Regions from separate parts of the Homo sapiens genome. Here region 2 is linked to region 1. Evidence: read pairs that join two places in POLR2A ChIA-PET (ENCODE). Cell type or tissue: Panc1. All regions are shown on one strand. Region 1 overlaps DDIT4-AS1 (DDIT4 antisense RNA 1). Region 2 overlaps ASCC1 (activating signal cointegrator 1 complex subunit 1).

Evidence for each region. ChIA-PET counts read pairs that join two places held together with the same protein. Peaks named below come from ENCODE experiments on the same cell type or tissue, not always from the same donor. Only the 100,000 strongest peaks of a DNase experiment are listed, where the experiment ranks them.
Region 2: POLR2A ChIA-PET joins it to region 1 with 8 read pairs; 5 of 35 experiments call an interaction of 5 or more read pairs at or near these places.

Annotation. Positions count from the first base shown.
Region 1 is chr10:72,266,970-72,271,969 of GRCh38, forward strand. It overlaps DDIT4-AS1 (DDIT4 antisense RNA 1), which reads right to left. Exons shown (of 2, transcript NR_186445.1): 2 at 4,417-5,000. Among named protein-coding and RNA genes, the nearest start is that of DDIT4-AS1, 4.2 kb to the right of the region's middle. RefSeq lists enhancers at 3,483-3,983, 3,984-4,484. In Panc1, no CTCF peak of the experiment used is centred here; no DNase peak of the experiment used is centred here; H3K27ac peaks cover 2,913 bases.
Region 2 is chr10:72,154,114-72,159,113 of GRCh38, forward strand. The region is part of intron 6 of ASCC1 (activating signal cointegrator 1 complex subunit 1); the gene reads right to left. Among named protein-coding and RNA genes, the nearest start is that of ANAPC16, 59 kb to the right of the region's middle. In Panc1, no CTCF peak of the experiment used is centred here; no DNase peak of the experiment used is centred here; H3K27ac peaks cover 3,932 bases.

The sequences.
Region 1 (5,000 bases):
CCGGCTAATTTTCTATTTTTAGTAGAGATGGGGGTTTCTCCATGTTGGTCAGGCTGGTCTCGAACTCCCGACCTCAGGTGATCTGCCCGCCTCAGCCTCCCAAAGTGCTGGGATTACAGGCATGAGCCACCGCGCCCGGTCTGGACAACAGATTTTTAAAAGCTACTTTGAAAGACTGCTCAATACCGTCCAGGCCCGGTGGCCCATGCCTGTAATCCTAGCACTTTGGGAGGCTGAGGCAGGCGGATCACTTGATGTTAGGAGTTCAAGACCAGCCTGGCCAACATGGTGAAACCCCGTCTCTACTAAAAATACAAAAATTAGCCAGGCGTGGTGGCACGTGCCTGCAGTGCCAGCTACTCAGGAGGCTGAGGCAGGAGAATCACTTGAACCTGGGAGGCAGAGGTTGCAGTGAGCAGAGATCGTGCCACTGCATTCTAATCTGGGTGACAGAGTGAGACTCCATCTCAAAAAAAAAAAAAAAAAGACTGCTCAATACATTGTATTGTTAGTATTTCCATTTCAAAAAGCAGCCTTATTTGCAAAGACTCCTCACTGAGTTTTTAACTCTCCCTCCAGTAGGATAGACAAAATCCTCCTTGAGGCCCTCACTTCAGCTTTTCACAAGCCTCCTAAACCAGGTGCATTTATAATCGTGCTATTTTGACCAAGCTGTTTGTTGTTTTTCAAGAAAGCCACAGAATCCTGGGAACGCTTCTGCTGGCTTCTCATCTCCACCTCCTCCCAATGCTCCACCTTCTCCTTCATGCCTCGACCCACGGGCTCCTCCACCAGCTACTTCCACCAGCCGCAATGAGAAATTTCCAAAGGGCTGCAGAGGCGCCCCAAGCAGAGGCATGCGAGCGAGCTGGCTGGCCTTCAGGGGTTTCCATCCTGAATTCTGGGGTTCTTGGAATCATACCCCCACCCCAAGATCTGGTTCAACTTCCCAAACCCGACCAGGGTGACTTGCCAGACCGAGGCCCTGGGAACCGGTGCTCCAGACGGAACCGCCTGAACGGGGAGGGGCAGGTGGCCGGGAGTGAGTGCTCATTGACTTTAAATTGCAGGTTGCGGCATTGCGCTCTATTCTGATGGAGTGCAGTCCTGGAAGAGGCAGGGTTTATGCACGGTCAGGGCCCTGGCCACAGACACTGGGACATGGGGCCTGATCACCAACTCCAGAGGCCTGAGTCACCTGGGACATGACACCAGCCCACTCCTGCTCAGAGGTCGGCCAGTCTCCCCACCAGGGTTGTCTTGCGGCTGCCGTGTTGCACATTGTGTCTATGTGATGAGTGCTCCCTGGAGCACTACTCTCCAGAAGACACATGTTCATGCAGACTCTAATGGTAGCAGCATCCTCTGGAGTTGTGCAAAGAGGCAGCCCTGCTTCTTCTTCTTTTTTTTTTAATTAAAAAAAAATAGGCCAGGTGTGGTGGCTCACACCTGTAATCCCAGCACTTTGGGAGGCCAAGGCGGGTGGATCATGAGGTCAGGAGATCGAGACCATCCTGGCCAAAATGGTGAAACCCCATCTCTACTAAAATATGAAAAAATTATCTGGGCATGGTGGTGTGCACCTGTAGTCCCAGCTACTTGGAAGGCGGAGGTTGCAGTGAGCTGAGATCACTCCAGCTTGGCAACAGAACAAGACTCCGTCTCAAAAAAAAAAAATAGAGATGGGGGTCTCACTATGTTGGCCAGGTTGGTCTTGAACTCTTGGCTTCAGTCAGTCCTCCCACATTGTCCTCCCAAAGTGCTAGGATTACAGGCATGAGCCACCACACCCAGCCCTACTTCTACCAACAAGGGAACACTTCAAAGCATTTTGAGGGGAGTGACTGCTTCATGGGTAAAGGACCTCCATGGGAGTTAGGAAAGGTGTTTTGGAACCAGATAGAGGTAGTGGTTGCACAACATTGTGAGTGTACTAAATGCCACTGAACTAACTGTTCACTTTGAAATGGTTAATTTCTCTCCCTCCCTTCCTTCCTTCCTTCCTTCCTTCCTTCCTTCCTTCCCTCCTTCCTTCCTTCTTTCCTTCCTTCCCTCCTTCCTTCCCTCCTTCCTTCCTGTAATCCCAGCTACTCAGGAGGCTGAGACCTGGGCAACAAGAGTGAAACTCTGTTTCCAAAAAAAAAAAAAAAAGGCCAGGTGCGGTGGCTCACGCCTATAATCCCAACACTTTGGGAGGCCTAGGCGGGTGGATCACCTGAGGTTGGGAGTTCAAGACCAGCCTGACCAACATGGAGAAACCCTGTCTCTACTCAAAATACAAAATAAGCTGGGCATGGTGGCGCATGTCTGTAATCCCAGCTACTGAGGAGGCTGAGGCAGGAGAATCACTTGAACCCAGGAAGCAGAGGTTGCAGTGAGCCGAGATCGTGCCATTGCACTCCAGCCTGGGCAACAAGAGCGAAACAGCGAAACTCCGTCTCAAAAAAAAAAAAAAAAAAAAATTCCCTACAACAGATCAGCCCTCTGCAAGATTTCACGTCTCTCCCCAGTTTCCTGGGCTAGGTCGCTGACTATATTCCAGAGGAAGAACTGGATTGGCTTAGAAGCCCCATTCCCAGACCCCAGCTGAGGAGGAAGGGAAATGGTCAGATCTGTCCAAGGCTCTTGGCAGCACTTGCCATAAAGAGGATGGAAAGGTAGCATCAGGGTCCTCTTGAAGGCACCCCATAGGCCCCACTAGATCCTGGGAATCTAGATGCGGGTGTCTGCAATTCTGGAAAAAGCCATGTGCTTTTTGTTTTTGTCTCACTATGTCACCCAAGCTGTAGTGCAGTGGTACCATCATAGCTCACTGTAACCCTGGCCAGGCTCCAGCGATTCTCCTACCTCAGCTTCCTGAGTACCTGGGACTAAAGATGTGTGCTACCATGCCCAGTTAATTTTTATTATTTATTTATTTATTTATTTATTTATTTGAGACAGAGTCTCGCTCTGTCACCCAGGCTCGAGTGCAGTGGCAAGATCACGGCTCACTGCAACCTCCGCCTCCCGGGTTCAAGCAATTCTCCTGCCTCAGCCTCCCAACTAGCTGGGACTACAGGCACGCGACACCACGCCCAGCTAATTTTTGTACTTTTAGTAGAGATGGGGTTTCACCATGTTGGCCAGGATCGTCTGGATCTCTTGACCTCGTGATCCACCTGCCTCAGCCTCCCAAAACGCTGGCGTGAACCACTGCATCTGGCCAATTTTCTGTATTTTAGTAGAGACGGGGTTTCACCATGTTGCCCAGGGTGGTCTCAAACTCCTGAGCTCAGGTGATCTGCCCACCTCAGCCTCCCAAAGTGCTGGGGTTACAGGCATCAGCCACCATGCCTGGCTAATTTTTAAATTTTTTGTAGACACGGGGTCTCACTATGTTGCCTAGGCTGGTCCTAAACTCCTGGCTTCAAGTAATCCTCTCACCTCCAAAGTGTGTGGGTTAAAAGTGTGAGCTGCCACAGCCAGAGAAGCCACGTTCTTGCCTCATCTAGCCATTCATTCATCCATCCATTCATTCATGTATTTATCCAAGGAACATTTGCTGAGCCTTTTCTATGTACTGGGCACAGTGCTGGCTACTTGAAGTTAGGATGTGTAGAACGCCATCCTCAAGTAGCTTACTGTCTAGTGGGAAGACCAAAGTGGAAAGAATTATTAACAACAAAGATATGCACTGGCTGGAAAGATGCCCTGAGGAAGGCACCTAAGGGATGGAGTGTCGGGATGAGGGTGCTAGGGGAGGCTTCCTGGAGGAAGGGATGCCAGAGTTGGGTGGCCAAGGCTGCTGGTGGAAGCATGTCTAGGCAAGCCCACCTTGGCCTGAGGGGAGGAGGAGCGGGTGGGTGGACACCAAATGCAGGGTTTCTAGGTTTTGTGAGAGCTCCAATGAGGTCTGGTTCAGAGGCCAGGAGATGGAGCGTCCTCCTGACCAGAAGGGCCCCATTTGCAGAGCTGTGGAGTGAGGGGGTGTTCGGTGTAGGGAGGGTGGTTACAAAGTCTTTCCAGCTCCAGCCAGATGGAAGGGAATCTACCCTCCACCTCAGGACAGGATGGACCAAGGCCCTGCACTCTGGCTCCTGGGAGAGGCTAGCAGTTAAGAACCCCCACTTTACCCTCCTCCCGACCTTTGAGATTCTCCTGGCATACAGGCCTTTTCTCTATCAGGGGTTTTAGCAGTTGTCACAGGGGAAGACACTGACCACTCCCAACTCCCCCAGGCCTCTGCCAGGCCTCCTTGCAGGAGACTTTACCCTGGAACCCACTCCCTCCTACTTTAGGAAACACTTCCAACAATAGGACTGCCTTCTTTTTTTTTTTTAATCGCTTTTTAGAAACACAATGAGACAATAACACTAATAGATTTCTTTTGAAAAGAAACAAAATTACTCAGTGCGCATTAACCAGCCCTTCCCATTTGAGACAAGTTGTTTTATTAACAGAAGGAGACAGTGAATGAAAAAAAGGTGCTTGGAACACTGTTGGGCAGTCTTGATGGTGTTTGTTGAATGAATAAATGATTCCTAATAACTGACCTTTCCAAACCGGACCCGGATTCTTTTCCTTATGAATATCTACTTAAAAGGAAAAAAAAAAAAAGCCTGTGCTTTCTTTAGGTCAGTGTTCCACATTTTCCTGAATTTTTTTTCTGTCCAAAAAAAAAAAAAAAAAGGCCAGGCGTGGTGGCTCACGCCTGTAATCCCAGCACTTTGGGAGGCCCAGGCTGGTGGATCACCTGAGTTCAGGAATTTGAGACCAGCTTGGCCAACATGGTGAAACCGTCTCTCTACTAAAAATACAAAAATTAGGCCGGGCGCGGTGGCTCACGCCTGTAATCCTAGCACTTTGGGAGGCCGAGGCAGGCGGATCACGAGGTCAGGAGATCGAGACCATCCTGGCTAACACGGTGAAACCCTCTCTCTATTAAAAATACAAAAGATTAGCCGGACGTGGTGGTGGGCACCTGCAGTTCCAGCTTCTCGGGAGGCTGAGGTAGGAGA
Region 2 (5,000 bases), 110 kb before region 1:
CAAGCTAAGGAAACAATTTTGAATTCAGTTACACATCAACTTGTGTAACTGTTGATAAAGCAAAGTTCTCCTTTACAGAAGAACTCCAAAACTAATAAATGCAGAAGGAACAACAAAATTAGAATCTTGCAACTCCTGATAAAATAATAGATCTTGACAATGATCACCAATGGCTGCTAAAACTTGGGCAAAAGGCTGGGGGAAATATAAAGTGACCTCTCTAAAGAGGAGCTCTATAAATAATGGTCATGATGACCACACCTGAACCCACTGACCAAGCTGAATATTAACAGTAAAAGAAACAACCAGACAATATGTGCCTCTTAGCATGATGCAATAAGAATATACTCATATTTATGAGAAATAATTTATGCATAGGGTTTTTTTTTTTTTTTTGAGACAGGGCCACACTCTGTCACCCAGGCTAGAGTGCAGTGGCGTGATCTTGGCTCATTGCAACCTCCACCTCCCAGGTTCAAGCAATTCTTGTGCCTCAGCCTCCCAAGTAGCTGGAATTATAAACATGTGCCACCATGTCTGGCTAATTTTTATACTTTTAGTAGAGACTAGGTTTTGCCATGTTGCCCAGGCTGGTCTTGAACTCCTGGGCTGAAGACATCTGCCTGCCTTGGCCTCCCAAAGTGCTGGGATTACAGGCGTGAGCCACTGCACTTGGCCTATGCATAGGGTTTTAAATGAGGCATAAAGTTTTGTTTTGAGTACCAAAAGATTGGCAACAGACTAAAAGTCAAATAACATGGTACTGATTAGATAAATTATAATACTAAGAGCAATAAATAAACTATACATGTGACTAAGGAAGCTTTTAGGTACTGATATAAAACAATATAAAAAACATTAAAAACTGATATAAAATGATATATAAAACTGATATAATAAGTTATATTTCTAAGTTTTAAAAAAGGTTTACAACAATGTGCATGCTATGCTACTTGTACAAAAGATGGAGGTATAAAAAATATGTTATATATATTTGTTCATACATCTATAAAATCCCTGGAAGGATACAGAGAAAGTGGTACACTGGTTGCCTCTAGAGAGGAAAGCAGGTGGCTGATGAATTTCAGTGGTAGAGAAACTGCACTGCGTATCCTTTGCAACTTTTTGAACTATGTAAATGTATTATCCATTAACAAGTTAAAATTTTAAAAAATATCCAAAATAAACCAAACACAAAAGTGTATATACTAAATAATTCTATTTATGGGACATTTAAAAACAAACCACCAAATCTATGTAATAGAAATCAGAACAGAGGTTGCTTCTGGGAGAAGTGAATTCACTGGAAAAAGGCATGAGGGACCCTCATGGGGTGATGGCAATGTTCCACGTCTTGATTTGGGTGAGGTTGCACAGGTATAGACATTGGTCAAAGCTCATCAACTACACCTAAGATCTGTGCATTTTTAGTGTAAGTAAATTACACCTCAAAGGAAAAACATACATATACATATCCAAAGTGCTAATGGTAATTATTTTTTAGTGGTAAGATTACAAAATGATATTTTATTTTTGTGTATCTGTAATTACTGGTTTTCCTAAAATTAACACGTATTACCTTTGTGTTAAGTAAAACCCCACCATCCTGTTTTCTTCCTGGACCCCTTAATAAAGAAACTTGTACTGCAACCAGAAAAGGCCTTGTTGTGCCATGCTGAAACCCAATTAAAAATCAGCTCACTGCGCAGCCTTCTCCAAACCCCAAGGGGATAGGCACTTTCTCCATCTTATCCACATCTATATCCTCAAAATCTCACACCATGACTTATACAAAATGGGTGTTCAATAAATCTCTGGCAAACATTAAATGGATGTTTTAAGGGGGAAGCTGTTCTGGACAATTTTGAGAAGAATATGGTCACAGGCTGATATATTAAATAGTTTGGATATTTGTCCCTGCCCAAGTCTCCTGTTGAATTGTAATCCCTAATGTTGGAGGTGGGGCCTAGTGGGAGGTGTTGGGATCATGGGGACAGATCTCTTGTCAATGGCTTGGGCCATCCCCTTGGTGATAAATGAGCTCTCACTCTGAGTTCACACAAAATCTACTTGTTTCAAAGTGTGTGGCACCTCCCCTGCCACTCTCTGTTGCTTGTTCCTGCTTCTGCTATGTGATGTGCTTGATCCCCTTCACCTTCTGCCATAATTGAAGCTTTCTGAGGCCTCCCGAGAAGCCGAGCATGCTTCTTGCAATCCTGCAGAACTGTGAGCCGATTAAACCTCTTTTCTTTATAAGTTACCCAGTCTCTGGTATTTCTTTATAGCAATAATGCAAGAACAGCATAATACACATGCTATATTGTCATTAAGTAAAAATGTGGTACTGCCTTAAAAACAAAAGGATTTGGCCGGGTGCGGTGGCTCACGCCTGTAATCCCAGAACTTCGGGAGGCTAAGGCGGGTGGATCATGAGGTCAGGAGATCGAGACCATCCTGGCTAACATGCTGAAAGACGGTGAAACCCCATCTCTACTAAATATACAAAAAACTAGCCGGGCGTGGTGGCGGGCGCCTGTAGTCCCGGCTACTCAGGAGGCTGAGGCAGGAGAATGGCGCGAACCCAGGGGGCGGAGCTTGCAGTGAGCAGAGATCTCGCCACTGCACTCCAGCCTGGGCGACAGAATAAGACTCCATCTCAAAAAAAAAAAAAAGAAAAAAAAAAGGATTTTAGGATCAATCAAAAGACAGCTGGAAAAAAAGGAAAAAGTTGTCTTGACATTGAACCCAGGTCATGGGGATGCTCTTTGTAGCCTAGGAATCCTAGTAGTAAAGATTCCCTTAACACTTCAAGGCCTTATTATTGCATAAGACCAAAACTTCTCTCAGTGTGAAACTAGTAACTCAACTATTTTAGGCGGACACTTTTCTTTCCATGTTGCCCAGGGTGGTCTCAAACTCCTGGGCTCAAGCAATCCTTCCAGCTTGGCCTCCCAAAGTGCTTGGGTTACAGGCATGAGCCACTGCGCCCGGCCCAGATACTTTTTCTAATTAAGAAAAATTACAGCCTTGATCATAATAAGTCTTCCTATAGCCACCTCTAATAAGAAGTGAAATGTTTCAAAACACAAGCCAAGCTCTGAACTGTCATCTGAGGTATGTAGCTTCCATCAATACACAATGTATCTTCATTCCAAGTACTAGCCAAAGAATTCGATTTGAAAGATTGCCACTGAATCCTATCAAAATGAAGTCAAAAAAGTTTGTTTGAAAAAAAGTTTCACACTAAATACACATCCTCCGACATTTTTAAAGCTCTCACCCTGCATAGTTATATCACCAGAAAGCATCACCACACCATTGGCTTAGATTCCCACTAAAATGTTTTTAATGGGTTATATTTAATGTTATATCTGCAATTTCTAAGGTCAACAGAAGAAAGACCCATATGAACAATGTTTTTATCTTCTGCAAAATTCCTGTTAAAGACACTGTCAATCATCATTCAGCATTCTTTATTAAGATTTACATGACAAACTTTTGATGGATCGAGAACCAGAAAAGGTTACTCTCCTGAAAAAACTGTTATACTGGGGTTGGCTTCACAACAACCTGAGTGTACTTAACACTACTGAACTATGCACTTAAAATGGTTATGATGGCAAATTTTATGTTGTATTTTACCACAACTGAAAATTTTTTTAAACTATAAAAAAAATTGTCATACTGCTTTTTATCAGACAAGAACTATACTAAGTGGTGTATTTCTTTTTGTAATTTAGTTCAAGTACACTGGTGTCAGAAAATAGTACCAAACTTTAATGCTCAAGTACAATTATTACCTTACCTTGACTTTCAGATAGAATTTTCTCCCTATACCATCCTTATGGTTTCTAAATCTCTGACTGTAACATTTCTTTTGTATACATGTCCTCACTCTTAACTACCTCAAATACTTGGAATTAGATGGGGTACTAAGAAGAAAAAAAATTAGAAACAATGAAACAGGATCCAAAGCCTGCTTTATGAGCAGAAACACAAACTGTTTCAACCCACCCCTGAGATTTATCAAGAGGGAGATGAAAGAGCAGGATAGAAATCCGATGGTTTGCCCGATAAACACTCTTTGTCTTAGTGGCCAAACAATTACATCTGGGACACCAGTAAGCAAATTACTTTCCAACTGATGACACGTGAGGCAATAATCAGGCATTAATGTTTGTTCACGCGTATTTTCTCTCCTCTTTCTAGTCCCTTTAAACTTCTTTGGTTTGACGTCAGGCCTGCTGGAAACACTGAGGCACAGGAGGGTGCTGCTGTGACTGAAGAAGAGCTGCACATTTGTCAGACTCCGTACTCAGAGCCAGTGCACGGTCTGTGTCCTACATCTCACAAAGGAAAGTCACCAGGGACACAGCCGGAGCTTCCGAATTTACTAAACACTGAATAATTCATTCAAAATCTATAGAGCTACAAGAGCCTTTCACTGAAAAATTGAAACAAAACTCCTGTTTTTGGTCTCATAGCATCCTTCAAATTAAAAAACTACCCCCAAATTTAAAATGAATACTCAACTACTCATTTCTTCAATATAGCCATACAGCTCCACAGTTTAAATCAAATTCCAACATAGCCACATTTATTTCAATACTCCCATTTTAAAAACCATCAAATTAAACTACAGCACACTATGTACAGGTCTGTTCATTTTTCAGTGTTTTCCTTTCATATTTTAATTTGGGACCACTACACCATAAAAGGTTCAGGTTAGAAATGCCATTATTTATGGACATTTTTTCTAAGTACACCAAGCACAAAGACTAAGGTCAAAGAGCAAGAAAAAATTCGATGATCCAATTTACTGATTTACTTACCAGAGATTTAACAGAAGTACCCTTTTTGTTTTTTTAAGAAGTAGTCTCTTCTCAGAAGTAAATCAGTTTTGCACTTTTTAAACAAATGCATGTGATGGGAGAAATCAGGAGAAGAAGGTTGGGGAGGCTTGCTTTATTTTACTCGCTGGTTCCACATCTTTCCAGCTT